Regions from separate parts of the Mus musculus genome. Here region 1 is linked to region 2. Evidence: chromatin loops called from intact Hi-C (ENCODE). Cell type or tissue: left cerebral cortex. All regions are shown on one strand.

Region 1 (8,000 bases), 390 kb before region 2:
TTACACATATAGTGGGATTGCAACTTAATTTTTAAAATCACAGGGAATGCCAGAAAGAAATTTTTTTTCTGTTAAAAGTGCAGTTTTTATAACAACACTGTGTTTTATGTATTTGTGTTAAAACTTTATGTTTTATAATATATAATGGAACTTTAAACCATAAAGCACGTTAATTTTACTGACACTGTATTATACATATTTGATTATCCCCCAAATATTTGAACTTGTCTGTCAAATAACAACTCAAACAGTACGTATAAAACTTTACACATCATTTTCCTTTATTAAATCTACTTCCTTGTCAATCTTCTCTTGTTCTGAATAAGGAAAGGTTTGTTAGGGAAACTGTTTTTTTGTTGTTGTTGTTTTTTTGTTTTGTTTTGTTTTGTTTTGTTTTTTACAATTTTTTTATTACATATTTTCCTCAGTTACATTTCCAATGCTATCCCAAAAGTCCCCCATAATCCCCCCCACTTCCCTACCCACCCATTCCCATTTTTTGGCCCTGGCGTTCCCCTGTACTGGGGCATATAAAGTTTGCCTGTCCAATGGGCCTCTCTTTCCAGTGATGGCCGACTAGACCATGTTTTATATGCAGCTAGAGTCAAGAGCTCCGGGGTACTGGTTAGTTCATAATGTTGTTGCACCTACAGGGTTGCAGATCTCTTTAGCTCCTTGGATACTTTCTCTAGCTCCTCCATTGGGGGCCCTGTGATCCATCCAATAGCTGGCTGTGAGCATCCACTTATGTGTTTGCTAGGACCCAGCCTAGTCTCACAAGAGACAGCTATATCAGGGTCCTTTCAGCAAACCCTTGCTAGTGTATGCAATGGTGTCATCATTTGGAGGCTAATTATGGGATGGATCCCTGGATATGGCAGTCTCTAGATGGTCCATCCTTTTGTCTCAGCTCCACACTTAAGGCCCAGGTGGGATGCAAGCCTAAGTAGAAATTTAAAGCCTAGGTAACTGTTACATGTCTAACCTGGCATTTTGTGCTTTTGTGTTTTTACTAATGTCATAAGGAAACTTTCTCAAATGCTGTTTCTGCTGTTACTGGGAAATTTTCTCATGCCCCAGTTGATTACATATTCTGTTATGTTCTGTGCTTTGGTGTTCTTGGAAACAAATCATAATAGAAGTCAGTTGGGACTGCTTTGTGTAGTTAGTCATGATAAACTTGGAACTGAACCAACTACCATGCAGCACTTCCTGCACCTGTGTATGAGTTTTTATAGTTTTTGCTTTTCTAAGCTGCCTCTGGGTTGGACCCCAAAATAAGAGAGTCACCTGTACCAATATAAGAAACTATTTGGATTAAGACTTACATTTTGAGTAGGTATCCAGTAAAGTTTAAGTTCTCAAGACATCCCTGGGAACTGACATCCTTCTTGGCCAAGACATGTAATTGGTAATTGACACCCTGGTTGGAAAGTTAAGATATAAAAGTTAGTCAAGGCAAGTCCCCTGCCACTGTTGAATACCCCAACCAATGGGGGCAGGATAAGTGTACAATAAAGACATGTTCCTGAAGAAGTTCTGTATCCCTAAATCCCGATTGGTGAAATAATTAGACACAGATGTTTGTGGCTTAAAAACTCCATAGGATTCTAGCTGGGCATCACAGCCATCTCCCAAGTCGAGTCTGCAGCCCTGATCAATCAGTCTTAGGATGTAGCATTCAATAAACCAATACTATTTGGCTATGATCAGTGTCTGGGTGGTTTGTGCAGTGACCCCAACAGAAACTATCATCACAGCTTGTATACTGGCTTGTACTGGTTACTCCTGACTGTTCTCCTGTGTGAGTCCTGCATGCCCTTTGCCTCTCTAATATGCTTAAACAATCTATGACTCTTTACCATTCTGTTTAATCTTCACATGACTGATTTTCACATGACTGATTTCTTCGTATTTAGTTTTCTCACGAACTAATTTCATCTTATTTTAGAAAAGTCTCAGTTCAAAGCGGTCGGTCTGGGACTTTCTGTGCAGCCCATACTAGTCTTAACCTCATAGGCCTTCCAGTCCAAGCTTCCTGAAGGTTGGGATGATATGCACCCACCAGCACACGTGGCGGTAATTTTCTTTCACAATAGGAATGATGCTTCTAAAAATAAAGTGTGATGGTGACATGTGTTTTTGAAACATTTGACATACCTCCCTTTTTCAAAAAAGTACTGACAATTTGGCAGGTAATCTTCGAATCCGTTTATGACAACACTGAACTTCATCTTCTCTCATCTCCTCTCATCTTCTCAAGTACATCCTACCATAGACACAGAACTGAGGTGCTCTGAAAATTCACAAAAGAATTTGTCATTGCACACAATGCCCCCTTTTGCTGGAAATTTCTCATGCAGACTCAGACACTGAAGTTTTAAACATCCTTTACTGGCTGGTTTTACAGGTCAATTTGACACAACTGGAGTTATCACAGACAAAGGAGCCTTCCTGTGAGATCCAGCTGTAAGGCATTTTCTCAATTAGTGATCAATGGGGGAGGGTTTCTTGTGAATAGAGCCATCCCTGGGCTGGTAGCCTTGGGTTCTATAAGAAATCAAACTGAGCAAGCCAGAGGAAGCGAGCCAGTAAGCAGCACCCCTCCATGGCCTCTGCATCAGCTTCTGCCTCCAGATTCCTGAGTTGTGTGAGTTCCGGTCCTGACTTTCTTTGGTGATGAACAGCAATGTGAAAGTGTAAGCTGAATAATTTCTTTCCTCCCCAACTTGCTTCTTGGTCATGATGTTTTATGCAGAAATAGAAACTCTGACTAAGACACATCCTCTCTGGTCCAGATTAAGTGTCTCTTTTTCTGAGAAGTCTTTGTTGGCACTCAACCTACATTTATAATAAAATGGGACACACTGTTCATTAAAGGGAATTTCAGGCATAATGGGACCGTGCAGGATGGGAATCTAAGACATCAAAAAGGGTTTAGAAAATTTGGTATATACAGTCTTCAAAATGAGGTGGTCAAGTGTGGCTATAAGGCCAAGTGTCTCAGGAAAGCTCAAGAGCAAACTGAACATCACAGTGTGGAAGCTGTTTCTGTGGTCCAGACAAAATTTAAGCCACTGAAGCTAAAATAGTGGGAGCAGAGATAGATATCAGTAATATATGAAATAGAAGTAATAAATGAGACATATTTAGTGTAAATATTTCAACTGAAGGAAAGAAGGATAAAAGGTGGGAGATGAAGAGAAGAAAAGATGTAGAGGGGAGAGAGAAATTTTAGGAAAGAATGTTTGTTCTGGTCTGCTCTCCTTTCTGTTTGCTTAGATAGGAACTGCTGACTTGAACTGCCTGCCATCCATCCATCTCTTTTATTTTCTAGGTGTGAGCCGTGCTATTCTTTTTCTTATATATTTGAGATGATAATTAAAGTTAAGTAAAAATAGAAGATACAAATATTTTCAGTAGCACTCATTGCTACTTTCTACAGCTCATCAAAACGTACCCTCCTCAAATGCTCTGTGCTTCTCTGCCTTCACTTGTGACTCAGGGTCTTCGCTTTTTCACTCAAGAGCAGTAACCAGCAGAGTTCAATTAGGGGTAGAAACCGATAGTTTTATTGCTTGGAGCATGGAGAGATCAATAGTTCAAACCTGGTCTCACTTGGAAATATGTTCAAACACTTACTCAAGAGGTTTTGAAGTCCTAACTTTGGGAAACAGCATAGAGAGTGAGGAAACCTTCCCAAGGAATGAGTCTTTTCCCAAGGATGCCACTATCCCTTCTCGTCTCTCTCCTCAAACACTCATCCTATCCTGGGAATCTACTTTGTTCTATATCTTCCCTACCTGTCTGCCCATTGAATCTATCTCATACCTGTCCATCCTCATTTTTAATTTTCTTTCATCGTTAGAGGTATTTTCATCCAGCAATACAGCTGCTCTGGCAAGGAATCACACCCAAAGACCTTCTAGGTCTCTGTGATCCAGCTGGAATACAGACACGCCTTTATTTCCAGGAGACCTGGGGCAAGCAGATCTCTTAGTTTAAGGCCAGCCTAGAATAGACCAAGTTTCAAGTAAAGAAAAATGTTAGGTCCAAGCATAGTGATACATACCTTTAATCCCAGCTCTGACAATAAAGGCCAGTAGATCTCTGAGTTCTAGTCAGCAAGTTTAGTTGAGTCAGTAAGTTGAGTGGCAGTGCAAGGCAGTAGAGTTTATGGCAGTTCAATTGGTGGAGTTCAGAGGTAGTTTTTACAGGGGGGAGGGCAGGAAGAGACAAAGAGATAGAAAGAACAATATTTAAGTCAGATATGTGAAATCGATAAGCCAAAGTATATTTCCTGATACATTACTCATATATCGTCGAAAGATTGTCTTTATGTCATTTAAAGATGGATTTTAATATGTTTTTGTTAAAATTTGTATGCAATATATTTTTATCATATTTTTTCCCTTCCCTCGACTTCTCCTAGATCTTCTCTATCTCCCTACCCACACTGCTGGGAAAGAGGAAATCAGTTTTCTACAATAGAATGACCTTGGGTATATCCACAAGACTCCATGGACGTCCCCATGCCAGTAGTAATGGCCAAACACAAAAAGGGTTCCGTGTTTTTTATGGGCTTTTTCTTGATTTGATAAAGATGAGTGTGAGGCTGAATAGCCAAGCATTACTGTTCAGGCTGGTAACTCAACCTATACCAGTCTACATCTTTTGAACACCAGGTGGCAGTAAGTGCAATGTTTATCAAAGATGACGAAGGAAAGTTTGAACATGAATTCAAAATAAATACTGTAGAATTTTGAGTTTGGCACATTTACGTATGATTGAAAAATGTTAGCTTGCAGTAATTTTTTGAATGTTTACCTAACTACTGAAATATATCACGTAAGTTTGGGTTGCTAGGATTTCTGTTCTGTTTGATTTTTAATTGACAAGTAAGAATTGTAAGTCTGTATATGAAGTCTGTATATGTATGTATATAACATTTGATGTGTTTATACTATAAGATGTCATAGTAATTAAACAATCTATTTTCATATATGTATATAAATACATATATATGTTGTATATTGTATGCTATATGTATATGATTATTTACATTAGTAGCAAAATACTTCTGATCATGTCCTCTAAAGTCAAGGTCTTATTCATTTCTATGACCTCCGTTCTATTAAGTATCTTCTCATGACATCTTTTAACTTCTACCAAATCACAGTTCAGTGAAATTTTACTTAATTTTACTTTAATTCAGAATGTTGCATATATTAATAAAAAGAAAAAAGAGCTAAGGAATAAAATACCTTGATATAATTTATCACAAGTGTTCCCATTTATATAGGAAAGAACTAAAATAAATAGACATTAAGGGACCCATCAGAGACAATTGAGAACCAGGAAATGGCTTAGGTACTCTGCACACCACATTCTACTGTGTAATTTTCTTTGACATATTTAACTTCAGTCAACAGGTATATTTGTGAATAAATGAGCTGATGACACGTTTATGTATTTATAGTTTACTTTGTTCTTCTAAAGATATCAAATTCTATTTTCAATTCAGGTAGTATTGTCTGGATGCATACATTGTACTTAAAGAGACAGAATAGCAAACTTCCCTATAGCAATAACATAACCTACTACTAAGTGCATGTTCCAGAATCAAGCTGTCTAAGTCAGTAGATAGCTTGCCTCTCCATAATTGTGCCTTCAAGAGAGACTATTAAGTTTAAGTTCTTCTGCTTTAAGAATACCACCTGGGGTAGAGATGGGGTGGGGAGGGGGAAAAGATGTCTGCAAGACTTATTGTATGGAAGAAAATAATTCAACAACATTTATAAAAATAATTCCAGTTACTAAGAATTAAAATGAAGTTAAGCACAAGGAGTTAGCTTCAGGAAACTCTGACCTCTGGGAAACAACCACCAAAATTCCCAAACAGACCAGTTTCAAATGACGTAATAGTCAAGCTCACTCTGAATGGATCATGAGATAACCAGATCCTAACATTCCTTAGAGGGTTTTGGTTTTTTGTTGTTGTTGTTGGTGGTGGTGATGGTAGTGGTGGTGGTGGTGATGGTAGTAGTGGTGGTGGTGGTGGTGGTGGTGGTTTGGTTTGGTTTGGGCTTTTTGTTTTGTTTTTCTGTTTTGTTTTTTGTTGTATTTTTGCTGTTCCATCTCTCTGACTGCCTTATCAGGAAAATGAAATCACTAATCTGCTTGGATTTGGTATATGCATTCTTTCATATCTACAAAATCATACTTGTCTCCTAGCTCCTTAAAAGACTGGCTCCATTTAGGTTGACTGACTCTACGAAGTTAAACTAAACTGTTGGAACACTGACTGACAGGAAGACAAAAATATAGAGAGGTTCTGACTCCTGTCAGGCCTGATAAACCTCAGTTGCCAGCCAATGGTTCTAGCTTCCCAGGTTCCAAAGTCTCAATATCTGATTAATTTCACCTTCCTCAATAGCTTCAGCTAACTTCCTTGTACAACATAGTAATGCCTTTAGAGGAATGAATACCTTAGAAGAGAATGCCTTTTTTTCTCACCATGGCTCTGGAACAGAAATAGCTAATGATCAAACCAGTCGTTACTTGTACTGACCAACGCGATTTTGACTGTTACTTTACAGTTGCTAACCCCCATCCTTCTCCATTCCTTCTTCTTCCATACCTTGTTCATAAACCACACTACCACCTCAGTGCAAAGGCTCTGTACTAGATAAATAGAATCTGTGATGTTCAGGTGGCCACCTGACTTTGTTCCAAGTAAACTCTTTTCATTCTGCTGACCTCAAGCTGAACTTTCAGTTGATGACTTCCATGAATATGAAAGGTCCAAGAATACTGGACTCTGTCTCCCTACCACATGTCTCTTCAGACTTGGCTTCTGGTACCAGTCATCCACTAGTCATCTACATTTCTCTGCAATTTTTTTTTATTATTATTATTTAGGAACTTACATGGAGTTCAGGGTAGGATCTCTGGGCATCTCTCTTCTTGGTTTTTGCTGAAACTGTTCATCCAAGCTATGTTCTGCTTTTTCTCTGTGAGAATTAGCAGGAAACTGTCTTCTCTGTCCTTGTTAATAAATGGGCATCATGTCTCATCATCTTTGACAAAAGGGTTGAGTCTCAAAGGGGTCGATATTACATATCAGTGAAGAACCTAAAAAGATTTTATTCTAGCCAGTTTAGTAGAAACACTTTTGAAAAGTATAGTTGTTTCTTGATTTCTAATTCAGTTCTTCCTTGAATATGATCATTCACTTGTAGTATGACTCTAACAAGAATATGTGGAAGCAAATAAGTTTAAAGAGGAGACACTTATGCTTCTAGCTATGGCACTAAAGCATTGGTAGGGCTATTGGACCTTGGTATCTGACTAGCAGCTATGTGGTAGTATTTTTAACAGGAGAATATTTTTACCCAATTTTCAGCACATCTGGAAGATGCACATAAAGGCTGTTACCTGGCACATCTCACAAGGCACATAGTAATTAGCTTCTCATTACAGGAAAGAGAGAAAGGAAGGAAGGAAGGAAGGAAGGAAGGAAGGAAGGAAGGAAGGAAGGAAGGAAGGAAAGAAAGAAAGAAAGAAAGAAAGAAAGAAAGAAAGAAAGAAAGAAAGAAAGAAAGAAAGAAAGAAAGAAAGAAAAAGGCAGCATCAACTCAAGAGCTCCTAAGGGATCCTTTGGGAACATGAATTAAAGTCCAGTACTTTTATCAATAATCTCTGTAAACAAAACTAAAAGCTAGTGTGTGAGTCTTGATTAGTGGACATACATATGCTTCATGGTGTGTATATGAGGTTCAGAAGACAAAATTTCCAATCCAGTTCTTTTCTTTGCCAAGTGAGTTTGAGGAGACATAACCCAGGTCCCCACTGTATCTGCTGGTCCATCTGGATAGCTCCACTTTTCTGAATATTTGTATGAAAATACTCTAACCACTCATGCATTATTATTTTATTATATGCTATAATTTACTATTCATCAAATGGCACATTCTTAGAAAGCTCTGGTGGCAAATAAG
Region 2 (8,000 bases):
TTTCACATGACACATATTTCAGGTTTGTTCTTCTTAAGTGGTGAAAAATATTACATTACATAATTTAACAATCATTTATTGATGCATGTTGAAGGGGGGCGTATTAGTCAGGGTTCTCTAGAGTAACAGAACTTATGGGTAGTCTCTAGATAGTAAAGGAATTTATTGATGACTTACAGTCAGCAGCCCAATTCCCAACAATTGTTCAGTCGCAGCTGTGAATGGAAGTCCAAGGATCTAGCAGTTACTCAGTCTCACGCAGCAAGCAGGCGAAGGAGCAAGAGCAAGAGCTAGATTCCCTTCTTCCAATGTCCTTATATTGTCTCCAGCAGAAGGTATAGCCCAGATTAAAGGTGTGTTCCACCACACCCTTAATCCCAGATGAAAGGCGTAGCCCAGATTAAAGGTGTGTTCCTTGAACTCGGAGATTCAATCTTCTGGAATCCATAGCCACTATGGCTCAATATCTCCATACCAAGATCCAGATAAGGATCTCCAAGCCTCCAGATAAGGGTCACTGGTGAGCCTTCCAATTCTGGATTGTAGTTCATTCCAAATATAGTCAAGTTGACAACCAGGAATAGCCACTACAGGGGGGTTCCAGTTTTTTTTTTATGGCTAATAAGAGTGCAACAAATACCTTTATTCCTATATTCTAGAGGTCAACAACCACTTTTATTGAATAAACTCACAAAATTTGATTTGGTAGATTAAAGAGTATTCATATTTGTCTTCTTATTTTAGATGTGGGTAGGTCTCCTGGAAGCAAAGAGATCACACCGCTCCACATTTTTTGTTGCCAAATATTTCTTTTAGGACAAACAGTTCTGCAAGTACCACATCTATGAAAGTAGATCTATTGGCATAGTACAGGGTGTGCCCTGCGCTACACTCTTTACACAATTGAATAGGGTGGAGTGTGACAGAGTTGGACATCATTATACTGTTATCCTCTCCTCTGACCTACACAGGGAGAGAGAGAGAGAGGAGAGAGAGAGAGAGAGAGAGAGAGAGAGAGAGAGAGAGAGAGAGAGACTTTTTTAATTAAAAAAAGGTCTTTTTTTTTTTAAAGGAAAGATACACAGGTTCAGGCAACATCTCGGTTGGTAAAGTGTTTTCTGTCCTGTATGAGGACCTGAGTTGAAATCCCCAGCAGCCAGTAAAAAGCCAGGTGCAGTAGAATACATCTGAAACCTCGGGGACATGGATATCGCTGGAGCTTGGTAGCAAATCAGTAAAATCTCCAAGTTCAATAAGAGACTCGGTCTCAAAGAATAATGTGGAGACTGACTGAGCAAGACACCTAATGTTGATGTCTGCATGCTACATATACATTCATTCATATGCACTTATAATCATACACATAATACAAACACACACAACACATACAGAAAAGAGGAGAGAAAGAGACAGAGAGTGACAGAGAGAGAACAAAGAGGTTTTATTTGGGGGGGGGGGAGTACCAAACTTTTAAACTGTCTTCTAGATCTTAAAAACCAATAGAGACGGCATTTTTGGACACTTATCTGAGAGGCTGTGTATTACCAGAACATTCTTGCCCCCATGTTCAATTCATTCCTAAAATTCAACAAACTCTTGAGTCCCCTGGCCAAAACAGTCTCTGAATATTATCTATAATTTTATTTGCTAATGAATGATTTATTCTATAGCATCTTCCATATTCAGGGACAAATCTTTAAAATTTTTCCTGTACCTATAGTCTAGGGACATGTCTGTGGAATGAAGTTAATTTAGTTTTAGAAGTTCATACGTTTCTGGGAGCCCACAAGATGGTTCGGTAGGTAAGGGGCTTCCTGTGAAAATGGTGACCTGCATTTGATTCCTGTTACTTGCATAAAGAGAGAAGGTTGGAATACACTCCACATAGTTGTCCTCTGATCTCTTCCTGTGCACCAAGGCACATGCACAAATACACAATAATAAAATTTTGCTGTTCCCCATCCTTGTATAGAAATTGTGACATTATGTATTCCCTTCCTATTGATATGCAAAGACTTTTATACACACACCACCTCAGGCAAGATAAAGGACAAGCATATTGATGTGTGTGCCCAGCAAAATAATCTTAAGATGGAGAACCTTTGCTCAATATATAGGGCTAATATTACACTTAAACAAAAATGCTGGTTCTCCAGGTGCGATCCTCAGACAGGAAGCCTCAGCAGTACTTGGGAAAGTGTTATAAGCACATGCTTTGCCTACGTGGCTATGCCCACTAACTCAGAGTCCCATCAGCACCTCATCAAGCCCCTTCCACATTGTATACCCTAAGTGATTGTCACATGAACCCGAGCTTGACAGATATTGCAGATAAAGCCTTCTTTGTCTTTCCCGTAGGACAACAATGTCCTCCAGGGACCAAAAACATATACACAATTTTAAGTAAATATATTTGTACATTGTATTTTAAATGATGTACAAATCAGTAGACAATAGTCACTATGCTTGTGAATGGGCATAAATTTCTGTGTTAAAATTAATGTATATACGAGAAATGTACTTTTAAAATGTGTATACAAGAAGTGTATATAAGAAGAAATTTTCTTTTTCTTTTTGTTAGAGGTTTACTTATTTTATTTATATGAGTACAGTGTAGCTGTCTTCAGACACACACCTGAAAAGGGCATCAGATCCCATTACAGATGGTTGTGAGCCACCATGTGGTGGCTGGGAATTGAACTCAGGACCTCTGGAAGAACAGTCAGTCAGGGCTCATAACCGCTGAGCTATCTCTCCAGCCCCCAATTTTTTTCTTCTTAATTTAATTAAATTTATGACTAATCACCAGTCCCATTTATCTAACAAGAACATTTTGTTCTTTTAAAGATGGTGTGTCTTTCCAGTTGTCTATCTTGAACTCATGGGCTCAAGTGCCCATTCTGCCATGGTTTCCTCTGTAATTGGGACTAAAGATGTGTACCCCTGGCTCTCAACACTAATTCTCACTCAGTATCATAAGGCCCTTTCTGTCCCAAGACTCCACTGAAACTCAAAAGGCTTATATGATGCTCAAAAATGTGGAAACTGGTGGTTTTCACTGGGATACAGTGCGATATTTCAGTGCACACATACAAAGAGCAGGGGTCACATTGGAATAATTAGCATCCCCACTGCTTTGTCATGACCTTAAGTACCTCTCTTCTTGATAAGATAGAATTCTAGAACTGTCTACATCATTCTGCCTGTTTTTTTTTAATTGAAATGGATTCTTCTCTCATCCCAACCACAGTTCCCCCACCCCACTCTTCCTAGCTTTTCACCACATCCGCTTCTCCATTCCTTTAGATCCATTCCCCCTCCCTCTCCTCTTCAGAAAGAAGTAGGCTTCTAAGAGATGACAGCCAAACAGGACCAAAATACAGTAAGACAAGGTAAAAGATCTCATACGGAGGATGGAGAAAGCAACCCGATTGAAGGAAGAGTCCTAAGAGCAGGCAGGAGGCCCACTAAAACATCAGTATAACGGCCACAGCTGCCTGCAGTCCTTTAAAGAATACAAGCAGAAACAAATTAGTGTGTCTAGATGCCCCTCTCAGTCAGCTTGCTGGATCTCATGATAAATACACTGGTGAAGATCTTCTAAGGAAGGCTGCCAGGAAGCAAACAGAAAAGCAAAAAGAAAAGCAAACAGCAAGTCCATGGTCCCAATGTCTTCTTCAAGGTCACGTGAGAATCTTCTAAAGTCCTTTCATTTGGCCTCATCTATCAAAGGTTCCACCACTCCCAACAGCACACGGGCTGGGGAACATTCAGCACGTGTGTCTTTGAGGGACAGTTTAGATCCAAACTACAGCAAACACTTAAGAAATAGAAATCTAAAAGAGGTAACCACATATTTTTAAATAAGACTTTGGGGGTGGAAATCTGGCGGAGCAGTTTAATAAGCACTCGAATAGCAAAATTACAGCAGCGCCTGAAAAGATTTAGAACAAGCCCAAGCCAGGCTTCAAGGTTTTTGCCGAACTGTGATTTTTCTGCGCCACCTTGTGGCCCAGACACGATTACTACACGTGTCAGGTAAATCATTTTCCCTGGTCAAGTACTAAGCCGCATTGCGCAAATCGGCTTCCACAAAAAATGCTGAGAAAATGGAGTCGGCCTTTGTTTGCAGGGATGAAAAGCGGCATGGCTCTCCCTCCTATTTGCTGCTTCATCATCTTTATTCTTTAATCTCATATCTCTTGCTCCACCCAATCCCTCCTCCTCGCGCCGTTTCCAGGCTGGACCTCCCTCCTCTAGCCCCACAACTCGGCAGCACTCAATGCTCAGCGGATTCCAGCCCCAGTCGCCCTCGCGGTCCTCCCTCGGGGTTCCCTCCTCGCCTGCTCCGGTGGCCCCCTCCTTCCTAGTCCTACAACTAAGCTCCGCCCCCTCACGCCGACAACCAATGGAGATCGGGCCACGCCCCTCGTGCTGCACGCCGCGTCCCTTAGGGTTTGAGGGCCCGGGAAGTGGGTCTGAACCCCTAACCCTGCGGCGGGCAGCGGTGGGCACCCTCCGGGTAGCCGGCGGCCATGGACTCCCAGGGGCTGAAGGTGAGCGGGCGGCGCGGGGCGTGGGCAGGGCGAGTGGACTGCGAGGTACAGGGTGGCTCGGGCAGCTGATGGTGAGAGCCTGCGGCCTTGGCGGAGATGCTGCGCCCCCCGCCGGGATGATCCCGAGGGCTCAACCACTGCCTTGCGGTTAACGGCCAGCCCCCAGCCTCCTGCTTATGTTGGCTTTGGACTTCTCCTGGGAAAGCCTGCTTAGTCTCCAAGTGTGATTTCTAGGGACTTAGCGAGCTAATGTCCTCTACCCGGCACTCACCTTTGCAAGCGGTTAACGAAAGTCCTTTAAAAGGAGGAGTATTATAGATTATGAAAATGGTCTTCCCATAGTTGCACTCAGCATATATTTCAGAAATGGTGAAAAACAAGGACAAGGTTTGGAAGCCTTTCGCGATCATTCCCCTCCCCTCCCCTCGCATCCCCTCCCCTCCCCTCTGTCCACTTTGGGACCTGTTCAGTATTTGTGGAGCGCTTTTTCTTGGGTGACTCCCGGAAGTTGGAGCTAGCTGAACAGACTCCTGGACATGAGATTTACTCATTCAAAAATCCAACACTGGAAAAAGTTCTTAGTACATTTAGCAAGCATTGGTTGACTGCCTTCTGTGTGTTTTGCACTATTTTCTAAGTACTTGCAATACTGCAGTAAAGGTGCTTAGTCTTGCAACTTTCACTTGATTTATGAGGGCTGACCCCACAAGCTATTAAACACATGAATGTCATGAGAACTACTGATTATATTCAGAGGACAGTGGGTGCTGACAGTTAGGGAAGACCGAAAGGTTTGGCTTTTTTTTTTTTTTTTTAATGAATTTCTACATTACCTTTTCAAGTTTTTCCTCCAACTCTTTTACATGTTTTATCCCTCATTTTATCCAAATGAGTTCTGCACTAAAACCACTTTAGTGATAAAACCATTATTAAACTTCTCATCACTTAGCACAGGAGCGAGTCGTGTCCTAAAACTGAGGCTGCTGACCTTGGCTTCTTCCCTTTCCAGTTTGATCAGTGCAATATTCTATCTAGAACAAGGTTCTTGAACAAGGAGTGGCAAGCACCGTCTACAAAATGCCAGATGGTACCTACTTTAGTATCTCTGTCCATCTGCAGTGACGTTGGTAAGCAGCTGTGGATGTACCTAAATGAAGGAGCATCCTCATATGCCAGTACATCTTCATGAGCTCTAACGTTTGTCTATGAAAGGTTTTCCCTGGCCCTTCTTCTCCAACTATTTTTAGCTCACTACCCATACAAAACCAAGTGGGAAGAAAGCCAGACATATCTTGGACCTACCTTCCCTTTGGACCTATCACTCTGGTTTCCTACCCTATTGTAGAATAAGGGCTGGCTTTTAGCCCCGCCCATCACCACACCCAACCCAGGTACCACACTCTTATCTCCATATTGCTCTTCCTCTGCGTTTTACAGCCCTGGGCCTTTCTCAGAAATATTCCAAGAGAAATACGGTGTTATATGTGGAGGAGATGGAGTAATGTGTTTATAATTGAAGAATCGGCTCTAGCATCCTCTGCAGGAGTGGGTTCCCTGGTCACCCACAGTTACCAAGCTGAGTACAGTATTCTGTATTCCCCAAAGCGAAGTAGTGCCCACCCCACATTCATTATAGCATTGTGTCCCAGCGGGTGTTCAGATTACAGTTTACCTGAATGTTCAAGATTTTTCCATGGCAGTAAACACTCTTGTTAACTTTTCTCAGCATCTTATTGATAGATTCAGAGTACAGTGTAGAACAGGATAGGTTATACTCTCTTCTCAGTATCTTACACAGTACCTAATACTAGAAAGTAGACAGTCCAAAAGTGTTTGCTAGACCGCTGAGCATGGGGATACAAGCCTACTCCTGGCACTCTGGCGAAAGAGTCAGGAGGAGAGCAGGTTTGAGCCAGCCTGAGCTACATTAGGAGATCCCACCTCAGAAATCAAAAGGAAGATTGTTGGACTAAATCGTCTATCTCGAACCACAAGCATACCAACAGGTGTGGGGAGCAATATGAAATCCATGGAAAGGGATGCACTTAAAGACGGCTTTGATTGGCAGGACTGGGTAAATGAGAAGGGGGTGGGGAGCATCACGGTTGGTTTGATGGTTTAAACAGCAGGTGGCAAAGTACAGGTACGGAGCTGAGGAGAGAGGTGTTGGACAGGCCGCAGAGTTTTGGCGTAACTTACTCCTAGGTTTTCAGACAAGGACCTTCACAGCATTATCAATTAGTCCTCACAACCACTGCTAGGTCTGCTTTAATAACTGTCGCTTCTCTATGAGCAAAGGTGTCACACAGGTGAAGACTTGAGGCCATGTCTTTGCACCTTTAAATCCATGTCTGCCTTTCAGAGCTGTAGTCTGTGAATCATTTTTCACACAGTACAGAAGTCAAGGAGGATAGTATTGTGGCCTAAATAAATAGATAATAAATAAATAACGTTAGTTCATTTTGATCCTGGAGATTGCGGAAGTTGGGGGAAAACCAACTGTGATTTGCTGAGGTAGGTTGCGGTTGTCTAGGATATGGAATATGGGCCACTCTCTCCAGAAATGAGGTGGAGAAGGGGTGTGAAGCAGAAGCCACAAGAGGGAGCAGAGCAGAAGTTCAGAGAACGTTGCATGACTGTGATCTAGTAAAGGTGAGGGGTATCCCTACAGAATCCAGACTGTAAAAGAGCTGTCTGCATGCACCTATGTCCTTCTGTTTCTTACTCATGTGGTCCTGACACAGTCAGACAAGGGCATCTCTGTCTATGAAGTAAGGGAGCCCGGCAGTTACAGTGATGTCGAGAGTTGGGCCTTCCCTTTTTGAGTAGTCAGCAGCTAAACCTTAGATGCATTTTCAAGAAAAGTAGACCCAAGTTATCCCATGTCCTGGCTATGACAACTCGACACACCCAGGGTCCTCTGAGAATAAGAAAGTTCAGTTGAAAAAATGCCTCCAATTGATTGCCTGTAGTCAAATATCCAAGGGATTTTCTTGATTGATGTGGGAGGGCCCTTCTCACTGTAGATGGTGCTGTCCTGGGCTGGTGATTCTCTGTGATATAAGAAAGCGGGTTGAGCAAGCTAATAAACCACACTCCTCTATGGCCCTCTGACTTTCTCCGCACTACAAACTGAGATGAAGTGAACCCTATCCTTCCTAAGTTGCTTTGGTCATTGTGTTTTATTAGGGCAAGAAATCAAGGAATCATTCTGGAGATAGGAACTGAAGCAGTCTTAGTTAATTTTCTATTGCTGGGTGCAGACACCATGACCAACGCAAGTTGTAGAAGAGTTTATTGGAGGCTTGCTTGCATTTTCAGAGGGTTAGAGTTCAAGACCGTCATGGTCATGAGCATGACAGTAGCTAAGAGCTTACATCCTAATCCCTAGGGAAGGAGGTCGGGACAGAGATAGTGAGAAACTGAAAGATAGAGACAGAGAGA

Evidence for each region. Hi-C counts contacts between places; a loop is a spot of excess contacts. Peaks named below come from ENCODE experiments on the same cell type or tissue, not always from the same donor. Only the 100,000 strongest peaks of a DNase experiment are listed, where the experiment ranks them.
Region 1: it touches region 2 in a loop (11-fold over the local background); 10 of 42 quality-filtered maps call a loop at or near these places.

What each region holds. Positions count from the first base shown.
Region 1 is chr2:66,641,239-66,649,238 of GRCm38, reverse strand. It overlaps Gm35265 (a long non-coding RNA gene), which reads right to left. Exons shown (of 7, transcript XR_374598.4): 3 at 6,930-7,134; 4 at 4,073-4,117; 5 at 2,161-2,296; 6 at 1,329-1,423. Among named protein-coding and RNA genes, the nearest start is that of Scn9a, 10 kb to the right of the region's middle. In left cerebral cortex, a CTCF peak has its summit at 4,677 (motif pointing right); a DNase peak (open chromatin) is centred at 4,668.
Region 2 is chr2:66,253,070-66,261,069 of GRCm38, reverse strand. It overlaps Ttc21b (tetratricopeptide repeat domain 21B), which reads left to right and starts at 4,453. Exons shown (of 29, transcript NM_001047604.2): 1 at 4,453-4,556. The coding sequence starts at 4,536. In left cerebral cortex, a CTCF peak has its summit at 4,003 (motif pointing left); DNase peaks (open chromatin) are centred at 4,064, 4,351, 5,088, 5,749 and 1 more place; H3K4me3 peaks cover 1,942 bases; H3K27ac peaks cover 1,425 bases.